Linked DNA regions of Homo sapiens: region 1 is linked to region 2. A link is a contact called in ENCODE Hi-C or POLR2A ChIA-PET data. All regions are on one chromosome and are shown on one strand. Each heading gives the region's core, a stretch centred on a gene start or an enhancer-like site at or near the end of the contact. The rest is flanking DNA. Distances are from core to core; before and after follow the strand shown.

The links. A loop is a pair of places that touch in the nucleus more often than their neighbours do. ChIA-PET counts read pairs that join two places held with the same protein, here RNA polymerase II (POLR2A). Pooled maps may share reads with other maps.
Region 1: a map of heart right ventricle shows a loop between it and region 2 (1.8-fold over the local background). The contact joins the enhancer-like site here to the promoter of ACTA1 in region 2. A Hi-C loop is called at or near these places in 2 of 168 maps with a recorded cell type or tissue (heart right ventricle and testis), 1 of 37 single-sample maps with no recorded cell type and 10 of 50 pooled maps. POLR2A ChIA-PET finds 5 or more read pairs at or near these places in 5 of 52 experiments (A673, H1, OCI-LY7 and 2 more).

Annotation. Positions count from the first base shown.
Region 1 is chr1:229,294,895-229,301,270 of GRCh38, reverse strand. It overlaps RAB4A (RAB4A, member RAS oncogene family), which reads right to left. Exons shown (of 8, transcript NM_004578.4): 4 at 5,361-5,423; 5 at 3,635-3,789; 6 at 2,199-2,294. Among named protein-coding and RNA genes, the nearest start is that of RAB4A-AS1, 27 kb to the right of the region's middle. Within about 2 kb of position 4,575, at least 5 of the 41 ENCODE cell types and tissues checked have a DNase peak (open chromatin) inside an H3K27ac peak, as active enhancers do.
Region 2 is chr1:229,432,844-229,438,404 of GRCh38, reverse strand. ACTA1 (actin alpha 1, skeletal muscle) reads left to right here and starts at 4,311. Exons shown (of 7, transcript NM_001100.4): 1 at 4,311-4,401; 2 at 5,278-5,418; 3 at 5,525-5,561. The coding sequence starts at 5,290. RefSeq lists silencers at 92-171, 637-837, 4,309-4,603.

The DNA.
Region 1 (6,376 bases), core at 3,326-5,825, 140 kb after region 2:
GCTGGAATTTCTCCCATCACCCACAACCCCAGCTTTAAATTAACCCTTTGCACCCTACAGTGCCAGCCTGTGCTTCCTCAGGAGAGGAGTGGACACTCTGCTTGCTCACCTCCTACTTCTTCCTAACGGACGGCCAGCCATCTTCTACCTTCATAATTCTGCTGAAATTGTTCTTGATCAAAATGATCACTGACTTTCTATTCCCCATCCCAATGTGTGTTTTTCAGCTCAGTCTTAGCTTATGAGGCTTCCCTCTGTTACTATTACATTACATAATGAACACTCCTTTGATTTGCTTATAATTAGGGCTTAAGTGACACCCACATTCCCTTGATTTTCTTCACACATTTCCGACCATTTCCTTTTTCATCTTTTTTGTAGATTCCTCTTCCTCTGCTCATCCTCCAACTCCAGGGTTCTGTTGATCACTGCTCTCCTTAAACACTGTTCTCCGGACGATCACATTGCTTCCACAGTTTTAGCTGTTCCTATATATTGATGGTTCCCAAACTTATACTGCCAGCCAGGAACTCTTCCCCAAGCTTACTAGATAACTCCATGTTCATGTCTCAGCGTTACCGCAAAGGCCGCACATTTGCAACAGAGCCATCTTTACTCCCTCACATTCCCTGCTTCTCCTCTGGCTCCACCCCATCTCTGTCTAGAGACACCAGTGTGACAGCTGCGAGTCATCCTTGGTTCCTCCTCCCCTGCTGGCCCTTCCTCCTCACCTTGTCCCACCTAAGAGTCAGTTGTCCTGTCCCACTATTGGGCATATGAGTCATAAGATGCTACTGCCTAAATATATCTTAGATCCATCTCTCTCTCCATCTCTGCTTCCATATCCTTGTTAAAGCATTAATCAGTCATCTCTTACTAGGATTACTCAAAAATGCCTTATAATTGGTATCCTGGCCTCCAGGCCTGTCCTCCCTTCAGTTTGTTTTCAACATAACCTCCTACATACATGACTTATCTCAAGTCACAACCCAATCACATCACCCACCTGCTGACAACCCACCACCTACAGCAGTGGTTCTCAATCTTGGATGAACATTAGAACAGCATGAGTAAACATTTAAAAACACTGGTGCCTCGACCATACTTCAGCCCAATTAGTTCAGCGTCTCCAGAGGCAGAGCCTGGGATTAGAACTTTTAATGCATCTCAGTGTCTCTAGTGCTCATCCAGGGTTGACAATTGGTAATCTACAAGATAAAGTTCTAGATCCTTGATGAGGACTGGCTGGCTCCTGCCTTTCTTCAACCTTTTCTCCTGCTATTCCCTCTTCCTCACTCCCTTTGCTGGCTCACTCTTCCTTATATTCTGAAAGACTGAGCTCATCTAAGACCTCCCCTGAAAGCCCTCCCTGACACCTCCTCTATCCTCTGGCTGGGGCAGGTCCCCTTCTTCACGTTACCCTGAGCCTGTGCATCTCTCAGCTACTACATCAGCCTTGTGATATTATAATTATCCTCTGACTGTCTCCCATGAAAGACAGTTTCTTGGGGGGCAAGGGGTGTGATTTATTCATTTTTGTATCCCAGCATCTGACAAATAGGCACTCAGATGTTTGAATGAATCAATTAAAAGGTGATGCCCATATATAGTTACTTTAGTAAATGACAACTACACAGTATTTCGTCAGCTGCCTACATTAGGATTATTTTAAATTATTTTAATAAGCAAATACAAAAATGAGGCATTTTATAATTGAGGCATGCTCAGTAAGCTTCAGAAATAAAATTACTCTGGACTCCATAGTTCCATGATGCCCGATCTGCAACAATCAACACTATACCATGTACCTATAACTCCCTTACACATGACCACTGGCCCAACAGAATTAGCGTGCTGTTGACAGAGTGGACAAAGGCCTATTCTTCCTCCGTTTAGTGAAGGACCAAAGAAAGACTATGGTTCTAAATGCAAACACTCCCTGAAACCTTGACTACCTTTCCACAGCTGAGCTGGTGTGCCCATCCACTTTCATCACCATGGAAACCATCCTGATAAGGATGGGGCTTTCATCCTGATAAGAACAGGACCTTTGAACCCATATGTGATGATTTTAGGTTGGCAGGTAGAGAGAGAACATTCTTTACTAAATCACCCTGAAACTATTAATTAAAAGGTGATCTACTGAGCTACAGTGTAAAATATGCAGAAGAAAAGTTGCTTAATGGAAAGGCTTTTACCTGATTCGATTTTGTTAAGTATTTTTCTTGCACACTGTACAAAAGCCTCTTCTACATTCTCCCCTGTGAGCGCACTTGTTTCCAAAAACATCAGCTCTAAAATGGACATCAAACAAAATAAAGTCATGTTTAGAAGATGATCATAATTTTCACTTACAAAAGCCTGTGTAGCATTCTCTTAGAAAAGCAGACGAAATATAATTTATGACCTAAAACCATATATTTCTGTAAATATAAAATCAATATATGTCATTATGTGTTTTTTAAATGTTAAAAGAATTTTAGCCTTTTCTGAAAAGTAACTGCTATCTTGTGCTAGCACTTAACCTGGTGAAGGGGCTGAGCAAGCAACCAGGCTTCCCCAGCCAAATGACAGCCCATCAGAAAGGAGCTGGCTTGCCAAAATGGCCCTGCCATTGATTTCAGGGAAAGTTGCAATGTCCTTCTTCAAACAATCTGAGTGTCACCACAAATATGACCTACAAGTGTTTACACTTTTTAGGGGACTATATTGCAATCTGTCATACAGCCCATGAAGAGACAGTATAGGAATTAATACTCTTTCTACCCACCAGAGTGGCTGTTCATCTCAGCAGAAAGGCCTGTTCTGCTTGCTCTCTCAGCAAACCATGGCCTCTCTAGCCTCTTGTATCCTCACTTGTAAAAATGAGTTTAGATGACATCTAAATTCCTTTTCATCTTTGTTAACATTCTAAACTTCTGATTTCTAAACAGCTTTTTAAAAACTGTCATGATGGCATATGGATTTCTCTCATGTTTATTTTCTTAGCAAGAAACTAGTCAAGTTACAATATAATTTGGAATCTTAGAGTCCAAATATTGATATTAGGATTCTAGTTTTTGGTTCTAAAAATTAAAGTTATTTAAAATGTCTGAAGTTTTAAAAAATCATTCTCTTATCCATTAATTAAGCAACCATTAATTTTATGTGGCATTTTCATGTATTCTATATGGAAATTCAAAAAAGTTTCAAAGTTGTCTATAACCAAATGACTTAAAATGAAGCCAAAAAGCCAAGTATTTCTTCTTCCGCTTCCCTTTCTATTTGGGTTAATATTTCACCAAATTTCCTTCAAAATACATTAAAAAATAATGACATCATTTGGTTAGAGTCTTTAAATATTATTAATTTCACTTTAGCCCAAGATCTCTAATATTCAAAGACCCTAGACTGAAAAGTCATTACATAATGTTACTACATTTGCTTTTATCATTATAGTAACTTCTGCAGGCAGAATGCAATATACTAAAAATATGCTTAATAGGTCTAATTTATAGAAAAAAACAATTGGAAATTCCACATTTCCTAAATCTAGTTTAATCTTGAAATTCCAATATATGTTTTAAATTCAAAGAAATGCTATTATCCTCAAATATGCGATTTGAAAAATAGTAAGAAGTAAAAGGTCACTTGCCATTTTCTTGAGCAAATCTGGAGGCTTCTAAGAAGGTAACTTCACGATCTGCATCCAGGTCCTTCTTGTTTCCACAAAGGATGATCACAATGTTCTGGCTCGCTAGCATTCGGGCATCTGTTAACCAATTAGTAAGCGCATTGTAGGTTTCTCGGCTGCGTAATATAAGATTGTGAAAATAATACATGTATTTTATAAAACTAGCAACTCTTTCCAGTCATTCTCACTACTCATACCGCTTTTCAACATTTCAGGGTAATGGCACCAACACCTTTAAGATAACTCAGACAACGTGAATGCACCAAGTATATACCATACCCACAGTTTGTTCCATTTTGTTTCTGGTAAAATGAGACAGCAAGTGAGATATTTTGTTATTTTTCGTTTGCCCAGTCATGGGGCAAAAGGAAAGAGATGTTCCTTCATTCAATTGACAAATATCTATTGAGCTCTTAGCATGCGCAAGGCACTAGACTCTGGTAGGCAAGATTTCATAGCTAATTGCTGCCACTTAATGAATCCTTGCAATGTGCCAGCACTTTGTTTTACAGGACTTTATCACATTGATTCTTTATAAAGATTCCATGACACAGACTGCCATTATTCCCCTTTTCTCTGAGAAATCCAAGGCCCAGAGAGATTAATTACGTTGCCCTAGGTCATACAGCAGCCAGTGGCAAAGTCAGGACTTGACCAGCTCTGTCTGACTCCAGGACCAACTCTCAGACTTACTATTTTTGGCCCTCATGTGTCTAAGGATTGAGTTCTTCTCATGGCACTTTGCTAGCCTGATTGATGACTTCACACTTTAGCAGGCTGAGCCTTTCACTGCCTGGGCAAGTGCAGGAAGGGCTGGGCCAGAAACTGCCTTCCTCCTCTCAGAACGCCTGGCTCCCGGGACACAGATTGGAAGAGGGAAGCGGCTGCTGAGTGACATCCTCTCACTGGACAGGTTCCTACCCAGAAAGGGCCCCCAGATGATGCCATTTAGATGACACATTTCTAAGACAGTGCTACTGAGATCAGCACTGCTGAATGTGATTTCCTCATGGATAGGAATGTTCTATAATCTGTCCTGATATGGTAGTCACCAGCCACATGTAGCTACTGAGGACCTGAAATGTGGCCAGTGCAATCGAGGAACAGAATTTTTTATTTCAGTTAAATTGCCATATGTCACAAACAGCTACTAACTGCTTCACATTAACTAATTTAAACCTCCCAATAACCTCCTGAGGATCATGTGATTATTACTATCTCCATCTTACAGACAAGGAAACTAAGGCCCAGGCAGCTGAAGCACCTGGCCTGAGAGGGTCAATCAGCTAGTGACTGCAACTGGGATTTGAACCCAGCAATCTCAGCCCAGAGTCTGTGTCCTCACCCTCTCTCAACTCACTTCTAATAACTTTCCATACATAAAGCTTTGTGAACCTTAAGGAAAGTGTCCAAGCATCATGTCAAGAAATGTAATGTAATAGCATGGATTGCTTTATCCACCTAAAACCTTACAAACACATTTCTCTGCAGGGGAAAGCAGTGGTAGGGGCTCGTTCAAAGACCTCTGAGACCCCAGATGGAAGGGCTAAGGGGCTTCCTGGATGCCAGCCACACCACCGTCCCTGGACACACAAAGCACACACTGCACGGAGGGCACCTCGCCAAGACCAGCCTTTGGGCTGCAGGGCACTGAGCACCCTCCTTCACCAGGGGGAGCTGGCATTACCTGGTGATATCATAGACGAGGAGAGCCCCGGCCGCGCCTCGGTAATAACTTCTCGTCACGGACCTGGAAGAATTATACTGGTTTTACTTTCAACCAATTGAGACCCTTTACTGTATCCCACTTTCCCATGAAAAAACACCCATGCTTGCTTTGTAAACCACAACACAGGGACAGACACTGGTTTAAAAGAGAAATGATTCAAAGATATTTGAACATACATGTGAGGGGTTATTCTGCCTGAAATCACATCACTGTGGCAAGTAGGAGATTCCTTCACAGCGGATGCAGCTCTCTGATGGATGTCTCCTTTGAGAACTCCTAGCAGGGTGAGCTGTCTGCGGAAGCCAGCACCACCCCCTAGATGGACACTAAGGGGCTCAGCAATCCACTCACTTCTCTGCGAGCTCCTCATCTACCCCACTCCCTGGCACAATTTTCTCCATCTCTTCCAGTTCTCGCCACCTCTCGGCGCGGTGGAATCCATAGTCACCACAGGAATCCATAGTCACCACGGCCCTACACCCACCTGCATCCCTGCCCTATTACTACGGGAAAACTGAGTGTCCCAGTATGTCATATCCACTCTCACATTCAAGAAGGCGTCTTTTGGTCATACATGTTTTCCCCTACATTGTCAATCTCACCCTCTTTGTGAGATTTTTCCCATTAGTGGCCGGACACCTATAATCCCAGCACTTTAGGAGGCCCAGGAGGGAGGACTGCTTGAGGCCAGGAGTTTGAGACCAGCCTGGGTAAGAGAGAGAGACCCTGTCTCTACAAAAAATTAGCCAGGTATGGCAGTACACACCTGTAATCCCAGCTACTCAGGAGGCTGAGACAGAAGGACTGTTTGATCCCAGGAATTTGAGGTGACGGTGAGCGATCATGCCACTGCACTCCAGCCCAGGCAACAGAAAGAAAAAAAAAAAAAAGCCAGGAGTTCAGGATTTTTCCTATTAGCAAAATAAAAATAAATTGGCTCTGGTACCGCCCATCTTAAAACACAAAACAGAAAT
Region 2 (5,561 bases), core at 3,062-5,561:
TACAAAAATCTTTATGCCCTCCAAATACGGTGAACATGACATTGACTCTCCTTGCTCAGTTGCAGTGACATTGATGTGTGTATACTGAGCAGGCCAATGACTTTAATGTTCTTTTCTCACCTTTTCTGCCACTGCACTGTGTGCACCTGCCCCAAGCCCTTAGTCATTGGAAGCAAGACATGGCACCATGTGCTGAATGTTTCATATGTCTTAGGTACTCACCTAGTTTGTTGTTTTGTTTTTGGTTTTGGTTTTGGTTTTTTGAGACGGAGTCTTGCTCTGTTCCTAGGCTGGAGTGCAGTAGCGCAATCTCAGCTCACTGCAGCCTGTCTCTTGGGTTCAAGAGATTCTCCTGCCTCAGCCTCCCTAGTAGCTGGGATTACAGGCACCCGCCACCATGCCCAGCTAATTTTTTTGTATTTTTAGTAGAGACCAGGTTTCACCATGTTGGCCAGGCTGGTGTTGAACTCCTGACCTCAAGTGATCTGTCCACCTGGGCCTCCCAAAGTGCTGGGATTACAGACGTGAGCCACCGCACTCAGCTCTCACCTGGTTTTAATCCTCAGATCAGTCTTAAGGAGTATTGTGAGTTGAGAATGCTTTCTGGAAAGTCACTTGTCCAAGATCACATAGCCAGTCAGAGGGGAAGGTAAATGCAGCTCTGCTTGATTCCAGAATGCAAGCTCCTAACCAGTTCATGATATTCTGGGTATAAAGAATGTTGAAGAGAGGGCACTGCTCCAATGAATCATCAGGTTCTTAGAGGTGGCCATGAGTGCAAAAACCACCAGCTTCAGGAGGAGGAAAAAGTAGAAAATCCAAGCCCAAGCCCTTTCTTTGGGCTGCCAGGAGTTGACTCAACTTTTTTTTTTTTTTTTTTTTTGAGATGGAGTCTCTCTCTGTTGCCCAGGCCTGGCGTGCAGTGGTGGGATCTCGGCTCACTGCAACCTCTGCCTCCCAGGTTCAAGTGATTCTCCTGTCTCAGCCTCCCGAGTAGCTGGGATTATAGGTGTGCACCACCACGCCTGGCTAATTTTTGTGTTTTTAGTAGAGACGGGGTTTCACCATGTTGGCCAGGCTGGTCTTGAACTCCTGACCTCAAGTGATCCACCAGCCTCGGCTTCCCAAAGTGCTGGGATTACAGGCATGGGCCACCGCGCCTGGCCGACCCGACGTTTTTAAGTAGCTTGTGAGAATGAGTTGGTCTTTGTCTACCCTGTTCCTGGAATATCTCTAACTTGGAGTGCCCAGCCAGCCCCTCAAAGCTGAGTTTCTGGGGAAGCTACGGCTTTTCATGTCAGGATGTCTTTGGCTCATTACTGGGAAAGATCCCTCAAGGGCCTGTTCTGTTTCGAACTGTACCCAGTGTTGGTGAGGATTAGAGAGAAGCAGCAGTCCTTGCCCTCCCTGGCCACTGGCAGTAGAAGGAAGGACAGCCCAAGCCCGTCTCCTCCACTGGCTGCTGTGGAACCTGGGGTGTGTTTTAGCTCATTAAGCCTCAGTTTTCTTTAAAAAAGAAAAAAAACTGGAATGAGTAATACCTATCTTATTTACCTTAGGATAGTTAAACGGTTAATTGAAACACGAAAGCATATTATAAAGTGTTTTACCAATTCCTGTTTAAATTGATAGGAAACACAGTAGGAAGACTGGAACTGAGCAAGATTGGGGTACGGGTGTGTGGAGTGTTGAGGGGCACAATTGGAGAGAAGGGAAGTGTGAACACACCGGGGTAGTGGTAGCAGAAGGGCCCGGTCAGGGTATGAAGAGCTGAGGCTGCACCTGAAAACTTAGAAGCAGGAACTCCCTGTCAAGCATACCCTACATGGCTGACCTTTACTTAGTGACAGTTCTCAAAAGGCGGAGCAGGGCGCCGCTGCGCTCCCCCAAAACATACATGTATGGAGACGTGGCTCTGCCACCCACCATTCAGTCTATTCTCTAAGCCAATGAGAATGCAACAAGACCAGAATGGGACTGAGGGTGGCCTGTGGTGACCTGTCAGGGACTATTTAAACCAGCCGCAAATCATGTGGGCAGGGAACAGATGCCTGGCTGGCCACCTCAGGGGCCATCTCCCACAGTTTGCTGTACTAGCAGGTCTCTGTTCGCTTGTGAGTGTTTTTAATCATGGTCAGCTTTTAGTGTGGGTTTGAATGTAACAGACTGAGCTTAGAAAAGCTTTCTGTAAGGAAAGGTAAGAGTTGAACTGAGCAAGAGTTTTGAAAAATAGTGACAATCCCATTCTCCTTTGGAATGCGCACAAATATTGAGGTATCCAGTGAACGGCAGCAAATTTCCTACCTTCAAGGCCCAAATGTAAGCTAGTCCCCTTACGTTACATGCAGCTCATTTGCTAAGTGGTTTTTTTCTAGTATCTCCACTACTCGCTGACACAGGAGGACACAGGATGTTAAAAAGGAAATACAGTTCTGTCAATTATTCACTTACTCTCCAAAATACTTGGAAGAACTAAATATGGAACCATAGGAGACTTTATCCTCACCGCATAGTCCCTATACTAGTCAAACTCCTTATTTTTTAATTGATCATTTTTAGGAAGGTAGCATTTTATTCACTAGAACATTTTTGTTAATACTTGTTTATTTTTGGGATGAACTGCCATGATGTGGGCTACAGAGGAGGGTCGCATATGCTTCCATCCCCCTTTTAGAGAATCCACACCTGTCCCAGTTGCTGGGTTCCACTACCAAAAGTGAATTGCAACTATTTTAGGAGCACTTAAGCACATCCGAAAAATGAGTGATTCTGTTCTGGCCCACACCACATCACTGATGTACCCCCTTAAAGCATGTCCCTGAGTTCATCACAGAAGACTGCTCCTCCTGTGCCCTCCACAAGGTTAGAACTGTCCTTGTCTTAGGGAAAAAGGAGAGAGAGAGAGAGAGAGAGAGAGAGAGAGAGAGAGAGAGAGAGAGAGAGGGACAGGCACCAACTGGGTAACCTCTGCTGACCCCCACTCTACTTTACCATAAGTAGCTCCAAATCCTTCTAGAAAATCTGAAAGGCATAGCCCCATATATCAGTGATATAAATAGAACCTGCAGCAGGCTCTGGTAAATGATGACTACAAGGTGGACTGGGAGGCAGCCCGGCCTTGGCAGGCATCATCCTCTAAATATAAAGATGAGTTTGTTCAGCCTTTGCAGAAGGAAAAACTGCCACCCATCCTAGAGTGCCGCGTCCTTGTCCCCCCACCCCCTCCAATTTATTGGGAGGAAGGACCAGCTAAGCCTCATCTAGGAAGAGCCCCTCACCCATCTCCACCTCCACTCCAGGTCTAGCCAGTCCTGGGTTGTGACCCTTGTCTTTCAGCCCCAGGAGAGGGACACACATAGTGCCACCAAAGAGGCTGGGGGAGGGCCTCAGCCCACCAAAACCTGGGGCCAGTGCGTCCTACAGGAGGGGAACCCTCACCCCTTCAATCCCTTTAGGAGACCCAAGGGCGCTGCGCGTCCCTGAGGCGGACAGCTCCGTGTGCTCAGGCTTTGCGCCTGACAGGCCTATCCCCGGGAGCCCCCGCGCCTCCTCCCCGGCGCTCCGCCCTCGCCTCCCCCCGCCAGTTGTCTATCCTGCGACAGCTGCGCGCCCTCCGGCCGCCGGTGGCCCTCTGTGCGGTGGGGGAAGGGGTCGACGTGGCTCAGCTTTTTGGATTCAGGGAGCTCGGGGGTGGGAAGAGAGAAATGGAGTTCCAGGGGCGTAAAGGAGAGGGAGTTCGCCTTCCTTCCCTTCCTGAGACTCAGGAGTGACTGCTTCTCCAATCCTCCCAAGCCCACCACTCCACACGACTCCCTCTTCCCGGTAGTCGCAAGTGGGAGTTTGGGGATCTGAGCAAAGAACCCGAAGAGGAGTTGAAATATTGGAAGTCAGCAGTCAGGCACCTTCCCGAGCGCCCAGGGCGCTCAGAGTGGACATGGTTGGGGAGGCCTTTGGGACAGGTGCGGTTCCCGGAGCGCAGGCGCACACATGCACCCACCGGCGAACGCGGTGACCCTCGCCCCACCCCATCCCCTCCGGCGGGCAACTGGGTCGGGTCAGGAGGGGCAAACCCGCTAGGGAGACACTCCATATACGGCCCGGCCCGCGTTACCTGGGACCGGGCCAACCCGCTCCTTCTTTGGTCAACGCAGGGGACCCGGGCGGGGGCCCAGGCCGCGAACCGGCCGAGGGAGGGGGCTCTAGTGCCCAACACCCAAATATGGCTCGAGAAGGGCAGCGACATTCCTGCGGGGTGGCGCGGAGGGAATGCCCGCGGGCTATATAAAACCTGAGCAGAGGGACAAGCGGCCACCGCAGCGGACAGCGCCAAGTGAAGCCTCGCTTCCCCTCCGCGGCGACCAGGGCCCGAGCCGAGAGTAGCAGTTGTAGCTACCCGCCCAGGTAGGGCAGGAGTTGGGAGGGGACAGGGGGACAGGGCACTACCGAGGGGAACCTGAAGGACTCCGGGGCAGAACCCAGTCGGTTCACCTGGTCAGCCCCAGGCCTGCGCCCTGAGCGCTGTGCCTCGTCTCCGGAGCCACACGCGCTTTAAAAAGGAGGCAAGACAGTCAGCCTCTGGAAATTAGACTTCTCCAAATTTTTCTCTAGCCCCTTTGGGCTCCTTTACCTGGCATGTAGGATGTGCCTAGGGAGATAAACGGTTTTGCTTTAGTTGTCGCCAAGGCAGTTCCCTTCCAAACTAGCGCTAGAGCGAATGAGCGAGCAGCCAGGACCACCCATTCTGGGTTTCCAACAGGCGAAAAGGCCCTTTCTGAGTTTGAAATGTCACAGGGTTCCTAACAGGCCACTCTTCCCTGGATGGGGTGCCAACGCCTTTCCCATGGGCATCTCCTTCCACCCTCACGCTGGCCCAGCAAGCAGGCAGTGCTGAGGCCTTATCTCCCTAGGTGACAGATGTGGTCAGGGAGGCGCAGAGAGGATGGGCACTAGCGTCCAGCTCCTGGAACAGGTGTCAGGCAGGGAGGGCAGACAGGTCTTGGGGAACATGTTCCCCTGGCTATGTGGACAGAGGACTTCTCAGTGGGGTCTCGCGACCCTGTGCCCCTTTTCCTGGTTCAGGGCAGCCCTTAGCCGGGGCAAAGGTCGAGAAGAGAACCCCTGGTCGCCGCCCTGGCAGAATTTGAGTGGCTCCGGCAGGAGATGTCCCTAGGTTCCTGGGGAGGGAGGACGTCGGGGCCAGCCAGGCTTACCCCCCCCTGCCGCTGAGACTTCTGCGCTGATGCACCGCGCCTCTTCGCGGTCTCCCTGTCCTTGCAGAAACTAGACACAATGTGCGACGAAGACGAGACCACCGCCCTCGTGTGCGACAATGGCTCCGGCCTGGTGAAAGCCGGCTTCGCCGGGGATGACGCCCCTAGGGCCGTGTTCCCGTCCATCGTGGGCCGCCCCCGACACCAGGTCAGGCTGCCCCTCCGCAGAGGGAGCCGGCTCGGGGTCCCCGCGTAAGCCAGCCTGGTGCCACCCGGAGCGGCGTTAACGGGTGCGTGGTGTCTCGGCTCTGCAGGGCGTCATGGTCGGTATGGGTCAGAAAGATTCCTACG